2 separate regions of the Mus musculus genome follow, and region 1 is linked to region 2. The links are chromatin loops, found by intact Hi-C in ENCODE. Cell type or tissue: heart. All regions are shown on one strand.

Region 1 (8,000 bases), 81 kb after region 2:
TTACAGATGAGTGAAACGTGCAGTCTCATATTTCAGTGGTTTATAAATCATTTTTATAGCTACAAACTATGAGAATTATTACATACAGATTTACACATTTTCCTTTCTTAACAGCAGATTGTAGAGATTTCTTTTTTTCAGATACTGTTTTTGCTAGTAGATCTCTTGAATGACAGCATAATGCAGACTTCCTGACTGCCTTGCTGACCCCTCCACTCATCCAGCCAGCTCCTCTCAACTAATCCTTCTCACCCCTGGATTTGCTTTAAGAGAATGTTAACAACGTCCGTCATTTTCTATTGAAACTGTCGATTACATGTCATTGCTTCTCAGAATGTTTCTCTAAGAAATTAATATGTTTCTTCTAGCATAAAACGTCCACCAACAGCTGAAAAGTCACATAACTCATGGGAAAATTCAGATGATAGTCGTAATAAATTAATGAAAACGGTTTCAACATCAAAACTAATATCAAAGGTTATAAAAAATGCAGACAAGTAAGTTGCTATACTTTATCATGTATGAAAATCAATAATTGTGTTTCTACACTGTTGTGTGTAACAACATGCCTGTTGTAGGTAATGATGTGCCTGGTTTGTTTTTTGTTGTTGTTGTTGTTGGTTTTTTTTTTTTTTAGTTTATTCATATTACTTTATTTTTATATGAGTAGCAGTCTTCAGATGCACCAGAATAAGGCATCAGATCCCATTACAGATGGGGGGCGCTGGGAATTGAACTCAGGACCTCTGGAAGAGCAGTGAGCCCTCTCAACTGCTAAGCTCTCTCACCAACCCCCTGATTTGAATTTTTAATCTATTTCAGTTGATTTTTTTTCTTGTCAGTGTATTTTTTTAAGTCTTCTATTAATTTTTCTTCAGTATCTCAGTTTTGTAAGATATAAGTATTATACTTTTTTTTTGTATGTGCTTTCAGTGTTTTGATGATCTTGTGTGATATTTACTGTTTTATAAAATAGTATATATTAGTAGTTGAAACTACTGAGAAACTGAAAAAAATACTACTTCCTGAATTTTACTTGTAGACATTTATCTAAGTTATGGGCTAGGCATCAAAATTTTTAAATTCTTTCAGGTGACTTTAATGATGAACCATATATAATAAATGTTCTTTGTATTCTCTTTTAGACATAAAGATGTCATCGTCAATCAAGGTAAATTAAAATTTCTTTTTAAAAATACTTGCCTTTTTAAAAAAAACATTTTAACTATTGTTGACTCATAAGAATATGCCTTAATTTTATTCAGTATAATTTATTCATTGTAATCGGAGACGTATTGCTGTAGTCATTTAAGAAAATGCTCGGTTTTTATTGTAAGATATGTCATTTTTGTCTCAACCAGCAAAAATGTCAACCCGGGAAAAAAACAGCCAAGGTAAGGATAAGCTCCGCAGGTTGCCCTGAGCTGGCCTTGTCTCCATCTCTTATTTGGCTTTTTGGCATTTCAACTCTGACTTTCCTCTTAACAAAGGAAATACTGTGGTAATTTGAACTAGTAAATTAACTGCTTTTAAAAAAAAAAAATCTATCATCTGTGAGATCTGAACAATTAAGGTGAATGGTAAAAATGAATATAACAACATAAGAAGTCCAAAAATGTATTTCCTCCAAAACTATACTAGAAAAGCCATTTAAAAGATTGATAAATTTTAACTCAGTTTCCTGTCTTTCCAACTTGGTTGCAAATAATCGTTTACTTTTTGCTGAAAAGAATCATATAATGAGTCTAGCAAAGCACTTCCTCTTAATTTTTTTCTCTTTTATTAATTCTTATTTCTGGCTACTTGCTGTCGCCTTGTTCTGACCAAAACAGAATAACTCTGTATATGTATATTTAATTGCAAAGTAAAGTTTTATATATCACTTTTACATTCTCAGATTGCTTGCAAATTTAATTGAAGCATGCAGTTTTAAATAAAACCTTGCCTTTTCTGTGCATGTTTTTTGCAGCTCATCTCTTGTGTCATAACTATCTTTGTTATCTGGACTATTAATTGGCTAAAATATGCTTAAATTTTTTGTTACCAATTTAACTTAATTTCTGTGGATTTTTGCTTTCATTTTATATTTTATATTTTTTAGTAAGAAAAATATACTTATTGGCTATAATCTTTAGGTCATCCATTTTTATACCAATTATAAATAAGTTGAAATGTGATGATATTCTTTAGTTAGATCTGAATTTTTTTGTAGTACAGTAGTGTAGATTCCATAATGCTGACATACTCAAGGAAAATACTGAATTTATTTACAAACACACTCTAACTCTAGCTGACCGTAGTTAACTAGAGACGCTGATCCTAGAAAGAACAGTGAATGTGAGGAGTCTCTTGTCCACACTCTTCTGTTTGGTAGCCTCATGGCCTAGGCCTAATGGCCGTGTCCTGGAATAGCGTTCTGGCCTGAGGATAGTGGTCACAGCGACGCTTCCTTCACATAACTCTTAAGGGTGGAACACTCCACGCAAAAACTAGGCGGTGGTGGCACACGCCTATTAATCCCAGCACTTGGGAGGCAGAGGCAGGCAGATTTCTGAGTTCGAGGCCAGCCTGGTCTACAAAGTGAGTTCCAGGACAGCCAGGGCTACACAAAGAAACCCTGTCTCAGGTTGGGGGGGGGGGGGATTTAACTCAGGAACTTCAGATAAGTGAGTGCTCTTAACCGTTAAGCCATCCCTTCAATTCCTCCCCACCCCCATCAACACTCTTGTTTAGTCATGGTTAGTTCCATCCCACTGAATTTAGGAAAAGAAGCTGACAGATTCTCAATTGTTGAGCAGGTGCACGGAGTGGGCAGTAGGAAGGGAGCATTGTGGAGACTAGCTCTGGAGACCCTGACATGTGACCTCTGCTGAAAGAGTGCTGCAGAGGCACACATGTGTAAAAGAGCTACAATAATTACACTGCAGTTGTCTTTAAAACTTGGAAAACAAAACAAAAACTCCTTAGCCCACCTACAGATATACAGTAGACATCTACACTCATGGCTTCTGGTGTCTAGAAGCTGACATTGAACTCATTATTTCACTTTCCCAAGTCTGTTTTTGTGTTAAAATCGCAGTGTGTGTGTGTCTGTGTGTCTGTCTTGTGTGTTTAAAAGCCCTACACTCAAATGTATAAAATAGAATGAAAACATAGTATTTGTTTGCTGTAAGAGCTAAATACATTTTTAAAGTACGATTTTCATTTATATGACATATTACAACATATTTTCTAATATTTTATATATTAATGCTAAAATCATTTTTGACATTCTTTTAAAATTGTTATTTATCTATTTTATTTTATTTTGGCCAATGACAACCACTACTGGTTCTAACCCATCTGCTTTGACATGGGAAGAAATCTATTTACATTTGATACTTGTAGGTGAGCGATACCAGAAAAATCTACCTAAAGTCTTCTGCCTTGAGTCATAGCAAAGTAAGAGGAAAGCTTGGAAAGGCTGCACGTTCTGAACAACTGCCAGCCACGAAAGCGGGTGTCCTGGTTGAAAGCAGGTGGCAGTGAGAAACGATGTACCCTGGCAGCTTTGAGGTCAGGTATGAGAGGAGAGGCAAAAGCTCCTACTGGCTTAGATGTTCACCAGACACTTGCTCTCTTCCTGGTTATAGACTTTTGTTATAGTCATAGTGGAGGTAAATTGCTTCACAGTTAGAACTTAAGTTTTCCTGTAGGGATGTCTATTGTTAGATGCAGCAGCTAGGCTTTGGTACAATGCTTCAGTTTGTAACTTACTAAAAAGCAGTTGTGGCTGTGTTTGTTGTGTGATGCTGAGAATTAAACCTGAGGCCTCTCATGCTAGGCAAACACTGTCCATTCTTTAATTGTAGACTGCAGCCCTGCACGCACTGAGCTCGCTAGGGAAACTCCCACTTCCTCAAACTCCAAAAGGCAGTCCAATGAGCTCAAGCGGGACTATGGGAGGATTTCTGGTGGTTAGAGGAAAGCCTGCCTTCCTCAGGAACTTGGGAAACTAGTTTCCATCTGCCAACAGGGGTCATTTCCCTTAGCTCTGGCAGAAGGGGCATCTAGCTGACTGTGATACCTGTTAGATGTCAGAGGATGCATTAATAACACAGTGTCGGTGCCAGCTAGCATCCTAGCCCTCCTCCCCACAGTCACTCACCCTCATCATACCCCGTATCCTCACTGGGCTCGTGCTCTCTGCTCCTGCTGCTCACTCTGCTCTCTACCCTCTGGCCCCTGCTAGTCTCCTCTCTCTCTCACATGCCCAGCCTGCTGGCTGTGTCCAATCTCCTCTCCTCCCCTCCCCTCCCCTCCCCCTACTCCCTCTCTCTCTTTCTCTCTCTCTTTCTCTCTCTCTCTCTCTCTCTCTCTCTCTGCTGTGGTACCTCTGGCTATTCTTTCTCTCATATGTATAGTTAAAAACTTTTCCCTTAAGCATACCGTGGGACAGTCTTGTTGTCAGTTTATACAGTAAGTAGCTTTCATAAAATTACCTGCTGCACTCATTCCATCTCTTTGTTAGAAATCTATTTTCTCCAGCAGGTAATTTTATGAAATCTGTGTAGTTGAAGAAAGCATCGATTGAGAAGCAAATGTTACTAAAAAGCCTACAATGATTGGAGTTAGTTAAATGGTTGCTTTCAAACATTTCTTTTTTTCATGTGTTTGTTCACATGTTTGTGGACACACGTGTATGTTCTGTGTGCCATCCGGTGGCCAGAAGTTTGATGTCTGGGGTCTTCCTCCATGAACTGTCATTAGAAACAAGAGCTGACCAGTTCAGCGGGTCTAGGTAGCTGACTTGCTCCAGGGATCACCTGTCTGTCGTCTGAGCTGTGGGACAGGCAGGTCACCATGCTTGGCCTGATTGACATGGGTACTGGAGATAGACACCCCAGTCTTCATGCTTGTACAACAAACACTTACCTGCTAAGCCTTCTCTTTAGCCCCTCAAATAAATGTTAAATAACCAATATAAACATTTATTGAATTGGAAAGAGAAAAATTAAGCCATAAATAAGCTTGAGATTCTAATAGCTCTTATAGATCTAAAATGCTTTTGAATTGTTCCTTTATCAGATAACCATTTAATATACTTAGTTGTTTGTTTAACAAAAATTTGAGTATTTCCTTGCCAGGCCCTGTACTAAGTACTTACAGTTATCACAGTTACTATGTCTGAACCATGTAGAATTTGGTAACAGTATGCCACACATACATGATATAGACAGACTATAACAAATTCCTGGTGTTATGAGATGATACATGTTTGGAAAGAGTAAGGACAGGTTGCTGTGTAGAGTGGTAGGGAAGGAATTTCTGATACAGTAACATTTAAGCTGTCCAAAGAAAATGAATGAAATAGGTGACTTTTATCATGGTAAGACATAACAGGTAGATCACCGATCACAGGATACATACAGTGTTGTATTTGTTAGCCATTACGTTTGTAGCATATGTGTTTATTCTTCTTCACCAGACACCTCACTCAGATCAGGGACAAGTGAATAATGCAAAAGAAAAAACATGAGATGTAGGAGCAGAGTTCCCTGTGTCACAGCAGCTTTAAAACATGACAGTTCTACAGTGTCTAAAGTTACACATGAACTTAGCTGCTGTTTCCCTAAGCTACTCACCCGTTGGTTCACCAAGGAATAGCTTCACCAAAAATACTGATTCCTCTTCCCCTTTAGTAACACTTTTAAATGTTTAAAGATTGTGAAATATTTTTTCTTTCTCAAAATGTATGTAAATACTACAAGCAGCACCTATAATTTGACCCAGGTTTATCATATCTTCACATTTTGTTTGATTTTATCCAAATGTTTTTAAAAAGAAATAAGACAGGAGAGCCAGGTGTGGGGCTCACACCTGTAATCCCAGCAGTTGAGAGGCTGAGGCAGGTCTATGGCAGGAGTTCAGGACAGCCTTGCTTAAGAATGAAACCCAATTTCACAAACCCTCAAAGCAAAGCACAAAGCATGAAAATTAAAACCTGTTTATTAGTCCTGCTGAATCAGTTTCATGTGCACCCAGGTTTCTGTAGTCCCCGGAACCTTGTGTCTCTTCTCCTGCCCAGTTAGTTAGGAAAGCAGGGTTGGAGAGATGCAGGCTTTACCGCTGCATCCCCTCCTCCTTCCCCTCCTCTGGGCAGCAGGGGCTCACTGTGTAGCTATGCTGTTACCTGACCGTTCAGAAGGAAAGCCCTTGGGGAGGGGGGCTGTAAAAGTCCAAACACATAAGTAACCTCCTGTGTGTGATGTTTTCAAGGAATTTTGACAGAGTTGTTTAAAAAAAAAAAAAAGAAAGAAAGAAAGAAGTTCAAAATTGATTAATTGTAAGTTGGCTTATTTTTTTAATTAACATCCAAATTTCTTATATATCTGTGTATCTATTTCTGAGGTAAGTTCCTAAATTGCTAGGACCATGGTTTTTGTATTATCATTATGTGTATATATCACACACACTAAGACTTTAGGAAATTTTGCTAATAGAACAAAGAAGGTGAAAAAAATAGCATTTTAATACTAGTCAAATTTTCAAACCCAGGTTTTATCCTAGTTGGTATTAAGTACATCACATTTGGTAGGCGCTATACCTAGGACTTTTTTTTAGATTAGACTGTTGGGATTTAAGTCATTCACCACCGCTTACGCCTACACATACACACATTCATACACACGCGTGCGCGCGCACACACACACACACATTTTTTAATTTTCTTATATATAACATTATTTTGTTGAACTTTTTCTCTTCTTTATGTTTTTCAAAGACAAGGTCTAAACTGGTTGGCCTGGAATTCGTTGTAGACCAAGCTGCCTCTGCCTCCTGAATTTTGGAATTAAAGCTATATGCCAACACAGCCAACCTGGTTTGTTGAATTCTAAAATATCATTACTTTCATACTACTGGTCAGAGAGATGGCTTGGTGGTTAAGAGCACCTGTTGTTCTTACAGAGGACCTGGGTTTGGTTCCTGTCACATATGGCAAGTTATGACCACCTAGAGCTCCAGTTACCAGGGATCCAGTGCCCTCTTCTGATCTCCCAGGACTTCTGTACACACATGGTTCACAGGTAGACACTTGGGTCATTAGCTGGTTCTAGGAAGTCTTCCAAAAAGGATCTTTGTCAGTTTCTACTATAAAACCAGAGTTCCTTTCTCCAGCATCTCTTTGGGTTTTAGCTGCATGGTTTATAGACAGAATTGCCATTAAAGAAACAGCTGAAAATGAGTAGATCCCTGGGTTTGTAGCAGTTTAGTGTCATCACGCTTTTCTGTATTTTGCTTATGTTTGAGACTCTAATTTAGAAGAAACTATTAGTTCTAAAAATTGTAAACTAGAAAAAAAATTTTTTTTGAAATGATATCTTAGATAACCTTTCTGGTCTTTTTGTTTTGGTTTGGTTTGGTTTGGTTTTTCAAGACATGGTTTCTCTGTGTAGTCCTGGCTGTCCTGGAACTCACTTTGTAGACCAGGCTGGCCTCGAACTCAGAAATCCATCTGCCTCTGCCTCTGCCTCCCAAGTGCTGGGATTAAAGGCGTGTGCCACCACTGCCCTGCCTTTCTGGTCTTAAGGTTAGTGTGCTACCAGATGGCCAATAACTCCTGTCCTCTTGTTTCAGCCTCCAAAATGTGGGGTTACAGGCATCCACCACCATGCTCAGGGATCTGAATCGTTTATTTTTATTCTATTTATATGCATTGATGTTTTTGCCTGTTTCATACATGTATGTCTGTATAAAGATGTCAGATCTTGGAGTTAGAGACAGTTGTGAGCTGTCATGTGGATGCTGGGAATTGAACTCAGGTCCTCTGGAAGAACAGCCAGTGAGTGCTCTTAACCGCTGAGCCATCTCTCCAGCACATGTTCAGGGTTCTTAAAGTAGACATCTGTGGGAGAAGATGCTGAAGCTGTCAGCACACTAGAAATTCAGAGGTCTTCAGCAGTAGCACCCATAACACGAGTGACTGCAGTCTAAACGTACGCAGTCTACTGTTTCTAAAA
Region 2 (8,000 bases):
TAGCAGGGGGTCTTCACTCGTGCCTGAAGATGTTTCTCGGGTTTCGGCACCACTTCTTGCACGCGCTCAACTGGCCAGGAAGAACGACGCTGCTACAGGATCCTTCTGCACACGTTTATTCAGTCCTGTTTCTTCTTTCTCTATATCTCCCTTGTTTATATATCTCCCTTGCTTTTATATCTCCCCCGAACCCTGGGCCTCTCACTCTTTTATACTCTCAGTTCTCATCCACGCACAGCAGGCCACGCCACCTCACCAGGCACGCAGCTTCAGCTAATCAGGGCAGCAGGGGCATATCTCCATCAAATTGGATTCACCGGTATCCTGGTGCACCTGCGCAGCTCTCAAGATGTTTGTGGCTTATATGAGGAAGTCAGGTGCAAGTCATATGACTTAGCTGCAGTCCCTGGCGCCTTTGGGACTGCCGCCACACCCGCTCCCCACACCTACCCACTGAGACTACTTCCACATTTACTCTATACCTACCGTAGGGTGATGGGCTTTCAGGAAGTGCAGATACACTGCTCAGGGGGTGGGAAAACGCAGCCTAAGATGTGGGAGACCAAAGTTGAGGTTCCCTGACTCCTGGGCATCCAGTCACCACTGAAAACCTTGCAGAGGAGTCAGGAACGGAAGGGTCCAGGGTCCACAGGCCTATGATAAGGAGCCTGGAGCAGGGGGTGGGGTAGCTTAATAGTGATGTCTGGGAGTGTGGAGGGGGCCTTCTGTGGAGACTTAGATGGCGGGGCTCTGTAGACAAAGGCTTTTTCCATGCTCCCCACGGTGGTGGTTCTTGATGAGAGAGATAGTCCTTGGTTCCAAATTGTTTACTGATTGTTCATCTTGGAAAATGGATGTGTATCACCTCCTCAGGGTGGACCAGAGGTTAAATACCTTTTGTAGGAAGGGATGTCTGGGAAGGGAAACTTATTGGCTAACTCTCAGGGTCTCTAGATACCTCAGTAGCATGGAAAACTCTCATCTACACGATTGTAAATCACGTTCCTATGTAGGGAGTGTGGTCACGTGACAAGGGCCTGGTTGGAAGCAAGCGAAGCTCCTACCATTCTCTGATACAAAGTTCTGGGACTTTCAACCTGCTCAGTCTTACCACGTTTCCTGGCACGGTCTACTGCCCTACATGAAACTACCCTACCTATTGAGACTACCCTACCCTTGAGACTACTCTACCCATTGAGACTACCTTACCCTTGAGACTGCCCTACCCATGGAGACTACCCTATCCTTGAGACTACTCTACCCTTGAGACTACTCTACCCATTGAGACTACCCTACCCTTGAGACTACCCTACCCTTGAGACTACTCTACCCTTGAGACTACCCTACCCATTGAGACTACCCAACCCATTGAGACTACCTTACCCATTGAGATTAATCTACCCATTGAGATTAATCTACCCATTGAGACTACCCTACCCATTGAGACTACCCTACCCATTGAGACTACCCTACCCATTGAGACTACCTTACCCATTGAGACTACCCTACCCATTGAGACTAATCTACCCATTGAGACTACCTTACCCATTGAGATTAATCTACCCATTGAGACTACCCTACCCATTGAGACTAATCTACCCATTGAGACTACCCTACCCATTGAGACTACCCTACCCATTGAGACTACCCTACTCATCTCTTCAGTCTTTATTTGTATTGTTCTGAGTTTTTAATTTCATTTTTTTTCTGTCTCAGCTTTTTGGTTTGTTTTTTGTTTTTGCTTTCGTTTTTGTTTAAAAACTTCTTTGGCTGATTTCAATGGTTAGAATAAATCTGGATTACTTAGGTAAAAATAACTGACACAGGCAGATTTATCATGAAATATACAATGCTTGATCTTCAGATGTCTTCATCCCTTGCCTCCACTTTTCCTGTTGGTTTGTCTGTCTTACTTTTGAAGATAGGATTAATTACAAGGTTTCTTTTTGTCCAGGCTCCCCTTAGACTTGCTATGGATGTGAAGATGATCTTGACCTTTTGGTCTCCCTGACTCAGCCTCCAGGGTGCTGAGCTTACAGGAAAACACAGCATGCCCGGCAGCCTGAGCCTGCACTGAGTGTGCCTGCCCTGAGTGTGCCTGCCCTGAGTGTGCCTGCACTGAGTGTGTAAGAAGGCGCATCTTTCCATCACAGCCTTCCTTCCCTTAGTCACGTATTCCACTCCGGCAGGAACTATTGGAATAACTAGATATCTGGGGCAACTAGCTTTCAAAGAGTTGGGGATACATTTGATGTTAGGCTTAGTGAAATATTCCACCCAGACCACGGCCATTTGCATTGAATCAGTGCCAGCTACTTTTGTTTAGCGATAGATTTCGGGAGTGCTCCTGTGGCTCAGCTCACTGACTTGCCTGGCGTCCCAGCATAGAATTTCAGGGCTAGAGGTTAGAACACCATATGGACATACAGCTGGCCCTGGCAGTATGTGAGGAGTGTGGGAGGAGCAAGGGTTGCAACACACAAAGCCAAAGGGGAAGGTCCTTGCAGTCATCAGATAAGTACATTGTAAGTAGAGAATTTGGCCTTCATTGATGGCAAGCCAAAATAGACATTTGTCTCCTGTCAAGAACATACTCAGTAACGCAGTGCTGTAGAATTTTAAATGTATAATACTTGTGTTTTTCTTTTTAAAATGTGAATCATATGAAATTAATCAGAATGCCTCTAGCAATTATATATAATGTATAGCATATATGTAATATATACATATATGTAATATATACATATATAATATACACGCATATATACATATAATATATACACATATGTAATATATACATATACACACATATATACATATATGTAATATATACGTATGTATACCTATATGTGATATATACATATATAATATATACATATATATACTATATATATGGCTTTACTATAAGTAGGAAATCAAGTTCTACTTCAATTATTGAAAACTTAAAAATTGGTTCACCATGCTAGAAGAAAACCTGACTTACTATTCTCTTCTTTTAGTTAAACATTTTTTAAAAAGCCAATGTCAGGTTTTCATTTGTTGTGCTTGTGCATGCGTGTGCCAGAGGTCAGCCTCAGGTACAGTTCCTCATGAGCTGTTTATGAGATAGGACCTCTCTGTGGAGGCTGGCTGGCCAGGATGCCCTGGCGTTCAGTTTGTCTCTGCCTTCCCAGATCTGGGATTGTAAGTGTACATCAGTACACTTTCCCTGCTTCTGTGGGAAGCACATTACTGACTGTCATCTCTCAGCCTTGCTGTGTCCTGTTTACAACACTGACCTCCTAGGTTTGCTGTGATGTTTCCTTAAGTTTTTAAGTTAGATTTTGTTTGTTGGCTGTTTCCAGAGCTGGGGATCAAACCCAGTGCCTCCTATTTACTAAGCACAATTGGTCACCGAGGTACACTCCCAGGCCCTTAGGAAAGAAGTTTAAAAAGGCATCAAAGGGGAGAGGTATCCTTCAAGGATGTTTAACAATCCTTTCAACCATTTAATTCTGTCAATTCTTTTCATGGCAGTTGTTGTTCCCCATTTCTTCTCTCCTTACTTCAATTTGTTCCTTGTAACCTACAACTCTATTAACAGACATTCTTATTTTTTTCCTAACCCAGCTACTTTAAAAGGTATATCTAATTTAGTCTCTGAGACACCTTACAGTTTTTTGTTACTCTAATCTGCACATCGACCTAGAAGGGACCTAAACTATTCAAATGTCTTTGTAAGGAAAGAGGATAAAATCAGAGGGTTGAGAGCTGGAGAGATATAGCTCAGCGGTTAAGAGCCCTGACTGCTCTTCCAGAGGTCCTGAGTTCAATTCCCCGCAACCACATGGTGACTCACAACCATCTGTAACCGGGTGACAGTGTACCCATATAAATTTAAAAAAAATCTTTAAAAAATAAAATAATAATAATAAAAGATTAGAGGGTTGAAGAAGATGGGATGAGTTTTGGTTGTGCTTGTGCATGCGTGTGCCAGAGGTCAGCCTCAGGTACAGTCTAGCACTTGAATTTGCAAATAAATTAAAGCAAGGCCTAAATTTAGTTAGGTGACTTCATAGATTTGAGCCTAGAACTAAGGTTTATTTAAAAACTAATAGTCTGTGCTATAGTTTCCTGATAGGCTATCCGGTGGCTTTGTGCCCTGATGGGAAGAACAAAAGGAGAGTAAGCCAAGCCAGTCTTTTACGTGCACTTTCCTCATAAGACTTGGGTAAGACGAACTCTTTTCATCCAGCATTAACATTGTTTGCTTGTGCTCTGTCCTAGAACCTGCGGTTGTGGCAGACATGGCCTCAGGCTGGTCAAAAAGTCTTGTCTCTACCTAGAATTCTCACTGACTAGAGGAGAGGGGAACCCCAAGAAGGGGAATCTTTCCTCTCACTCGTTAGCCTCCTCGTTACCTCCCTTCAAAAGAACTCTAGAACTGTGCTCCGCGGGCTTCCCAGAGGGAAAGAATCCCACAGTGCAGGTCAGCTTTCTAGCAGCAGGACACCCACGAGCCCCGTCCACTCAGACCCAGTTTCGGGCTGGAGAATCCTGGTGGCGAAACCGGGCCAGGAACACAAGAGCAGCCAATAGCCTCCTAACTCTCAAGAGTTCTCTGCGGCTGCGGAGGCAGGGCAGAGAGGGAGGGGCGTGTCGCGGGAAGCCCCGCCCCGTTCCGTCACGTGGGGCGGGATCGGAAGCGTGACGGCGTGCGCGGGGGCGGAGCCGTGGCTGCGCGCGGGCGCGGGGGCGGGGCGCGGCGCGGCGCGGCGCGGCGCTCACGGCTGCGGCTTAGGAGAGAGAGAGAGAGAGGGAGAGAGGCCGGGCAGGCGGCGGGCGGCGCGGCTCTCAACCTGATTGACCGACTGACCCTCGGGGCTGACGGGCTGACCGGCGGACGGCGGCGGCGGGAGTCGGAAGCCGCGCCGGGCGACGCTGAGAACCGGCGGGTCAGGTCCCGCGGCCGCCGCACGGTCGGGGCGCTGAATGAAGCGCCCGCCCCGCTGAGCCCCGAGCCCGGCGCGGTCCCCGCAAGATGGACGGTTTCGCCGGCAGCCTCGGTGAGTCCGGCCGCGGGCTCGCGCCCCTCGTACGTAACCCGGGACCCCGGCTTCCTGCGCGCGCGCGCGCCGCGGGCCCTGCTCCCCGGGCTGCCCCTGCGGGTGGCCGCCGCTCCCGGCACATGGTCCCCGCGAGGCTGCAGCCCCGCCGCCGCCTCCGGGACGGGCGGCCCCTCCCCCCATGCAGCCCTCGCCTCCAGACCCTCCCTTCTTCCCAGAGCCCCCTTCAGTGCGGGGGCCCTCCTTCCCCTCAACGACCCTCCAGCCGCTGCTACGTCCCTCCCGGTACACTTAGCACCTTCTTCTGACCCCCCCACCCCGTTAAAGTCAGGGCACCCCTTCATCAAATACAGACTCTCCCTCAGAGTACATCTCTCCACTTAAACGGAATGATAGGCAAGATTGGGGCAGCCTTTCCGGAGGGAGTAGGAATCCCCAGTCCCACTTCTGGATTGGAGTCACCCCTTTCAGTCTTTATATTTGAAGATTTATTAAGTAGCCCTCAGTAACTGACAGCTTCCCTCCACTTCCCTGAACGTTTTGCAGTGGTGGAGAGCATTATCATCTACTCAATACAGGGAAGGAAGAGGCGCATCTGTGTTGGGGGACCCTCTTTAAGAGTGAAAGCAGAAGTATGCTCTCCATGCGTGCTGGAGAGAAGTAATCCTGCCCAATGAACCCATAAGAGGGGGCCTCAATCGGAAAAGAAAGGATTCTCCATTTTTGGAATATGCTGTCTTTGTGGAATGGAGAGAAAGGGATAGGGTATCCTGTTGGCTGAAGTGTTTTCTCAGTGTTCCATTTAACCAGAGTACAGGTGCTAAATGTTGTGACTGACTTGAGGAACAGAACTCCAGGGTAACCAGTACCTGTGTCTGGAATGGCTATTCTTTGAGGCCACTGGAATCCAGTTACTGTAGAGATTTCAGTGTTACGGTGAGAGAAACGATTCTGTTTTTGCTGATACTGCGGTTATGTGATACCAGCGACTGGGTTTGATTTGTATATTTGACTAGTTTATGTGGTAGTAGCGTGTATAGTCGGATGCTTTTCTTTTTCCATTTCGTGATAATAAATCTCTAGTTAGTTAATGTTCACTGATCAGCAAACCATCTGGCACTAAGCCATATTTTAATCTGCCCACACAAGATTGGGATTAGATGGATTTTTTTTTTAAAGTAAAGTTAAAAAGTAAACAGAAGAGCATCAGGCTCTTACAGTTGTTAAATAGTAAAGGCACAATTTTGGTCTTGACTTTCTTGAGGGGAAAAAAAAATCATTGTTGTTATACAGCTTTGAGAATGGAAATCCTAAAATAGGAGCAATGCATTGTGGTTCTTTTCTCTCCAAAGACACCTGTTGTCCATTATCTAACCTTTGATGTTTTGTAATTCCTTACATAGTGAAGTTACTTCCTTCTCGGCCTCCTTTTAGCCAGGCATTAACTCTTAATTTGTTCTTTTTTGGTTTTGTGACTGGGTTCATTTCCCCAGTTCATACTGGCTAGTAGACTGGCCTGCGTGTCTGCTAACATGCAGATTGGGTATCTTTGGGGGGCTGTGATAATCTCTGTATGTAATGTGATCTTTACTCTTGTGCTTGTGCTGAGGAATTCTGGAGGGCTTTAAAAGTGCCTTTTTCACCAATTGAAACACTTAAGTTAATTTTGAAAGTGTATATGCCTTGTTAAACAAGTTTATGCGTAACTAATCCAGTAGAGACAACAGAAAGAGTTGCAATCAGGAAAACAAATCCCATTTTTATGTTGTGTTAAAGAGACATAATGACGTTAAACATTCATTTCACACCATCTTTTGTGATCGGAACATTGAATTGCCATCTTTTGAGTGGTAAAGGAAGGGGATGGTTTTTGTCTCCTTTCTGGAGTTGCCTTCGCTGAAGAGACTTTGTAACAGGAGTTGTGCTTTCTCTTTCTGTGGCTTTCTATGAGTAAAACTAGGCCCCATCTTAATTGAAACCTTAAAGGGGTGGGGGAGGGGGGGAGCTGGTATATTTTACTAGTAGCCTTTAAGCAGAGCTCTGCCAAGTTGCTTGTTTCTGTCCCCTGCAGTTCGTTAGCCTGGAGCTTAGAGTTACATTGATCTTTATTTTATCATCAAGAGAGCCATTAGCGTAAAAGAAAGCACTTATGTGTAAAGACTTCTTTTTTCAACTTAAAAAATTCAAAACATGTGAAATTCTTCTAGGGTAACATGGAAAGCGGTTTTTTTTTTCAAGGAAGTGGATGATGCTTCTATCTCCTTTCACATACTAGAGAGGGTTTTGGAAAATTGTGAGAAGACTACATTTTCATAAGCAAAAAAATTCAGTGCTTTTATCAGCAGAATGATTCTGTAAAAGCTGATTATTTAAGGGAATTTAAGGAAACCCAAACTATGCCTGTGGTTAGAGTGATTAGATAAGAAAAACATGCATTCTATAAGACACCAACATAGGGGATTTGGAAACCAGAGATAGGAATGTTAAATGATTGGCCATTTTGCTGCCACGTTGAAGTTACACATTTCTTGTATTACCCTTGTTTTACATAAAAACAACTGAAGGATCCGTTTACTCTGCAGCTGATGAATTCCAGGTAGTGTGGCTAGCCGGTGCTTGTACTATGCAGTTTCTCCTAGTTACATAGTATCTCCTAGTATCTTTCAGGACCTACACTAGGGTCATTTGAAAGGCAGCACTTGGAAAACACGTTTTTAAAGTTACCCCACGCTATTTTGGTGCGTTGTCACCACATCTCAGTATGGGTATACACACATGTCTCACAATATGTATCTTAAACCTCAGGTGTGTTTGCAAAAGCAGGAAACCACCAATAAATAAAGCCTTTCTCGCTGATCTTACTGACTTTTAAGGCAGGAGTTGGATACATTTTACGCTTAGTCTTCTTTTAGCATCTTTTTCTTATTTCAGGTTTTAAGTCAGTTTTTGTTGTTT

Evidence for each region. A loop is a pair of places that touch in the nucleus more often than their neighbours do. Peaks named below come from ENCODE experiments on the same cell type or tissue, not always from the same donor. Only the 100,000 strongest peaks of a DNase experiment are listed, where the experiment ranks them.
Region 1: it touches region 2 in a loop (1.8-fold over the local background); 3 of 42 quality-filtered maps call a loop at or near these places.

What each region holds. Positions count from the first base shown.
Region 1 is chr17:83,426,855-83,434,854 of GRCm38, forward strand. It overlaps Eml4 (echinoderm microtubule associated protein like 4), which reads left to right. Exons shown (of 23, transcript NM_001379374.1): 4 at 369-497; 5 at 1,146-1,171; 6 at 1,362-1,394. Among named protein-coding and RNA genes, the nearest start is that of Gm46594, 42 kb to the right of the region's middle. In heart, no CTCF peak of the experiment used is centred here; a DNase peak (open chromatin) is centred at 4,017.
Region 2 is chr17:83,346,195-83,354,194 of GRCm38, forward strand. Eml4 (echinoderm microtubule associated protein like 4) reads left to right here and starts at 4,747. Exons shown (of 23, transcript NM_001379374.1): 1 at 4,747-5,045. The coding sequence starts at 5,021. In heart, a CTCF peak has its summit at 4,543; DNase peaks (open chromatin) are centred at 4,657 and 5,567; H3K4me3 peaks cover 3,936 bases; H3K27ac peaks cover 3,192 bases.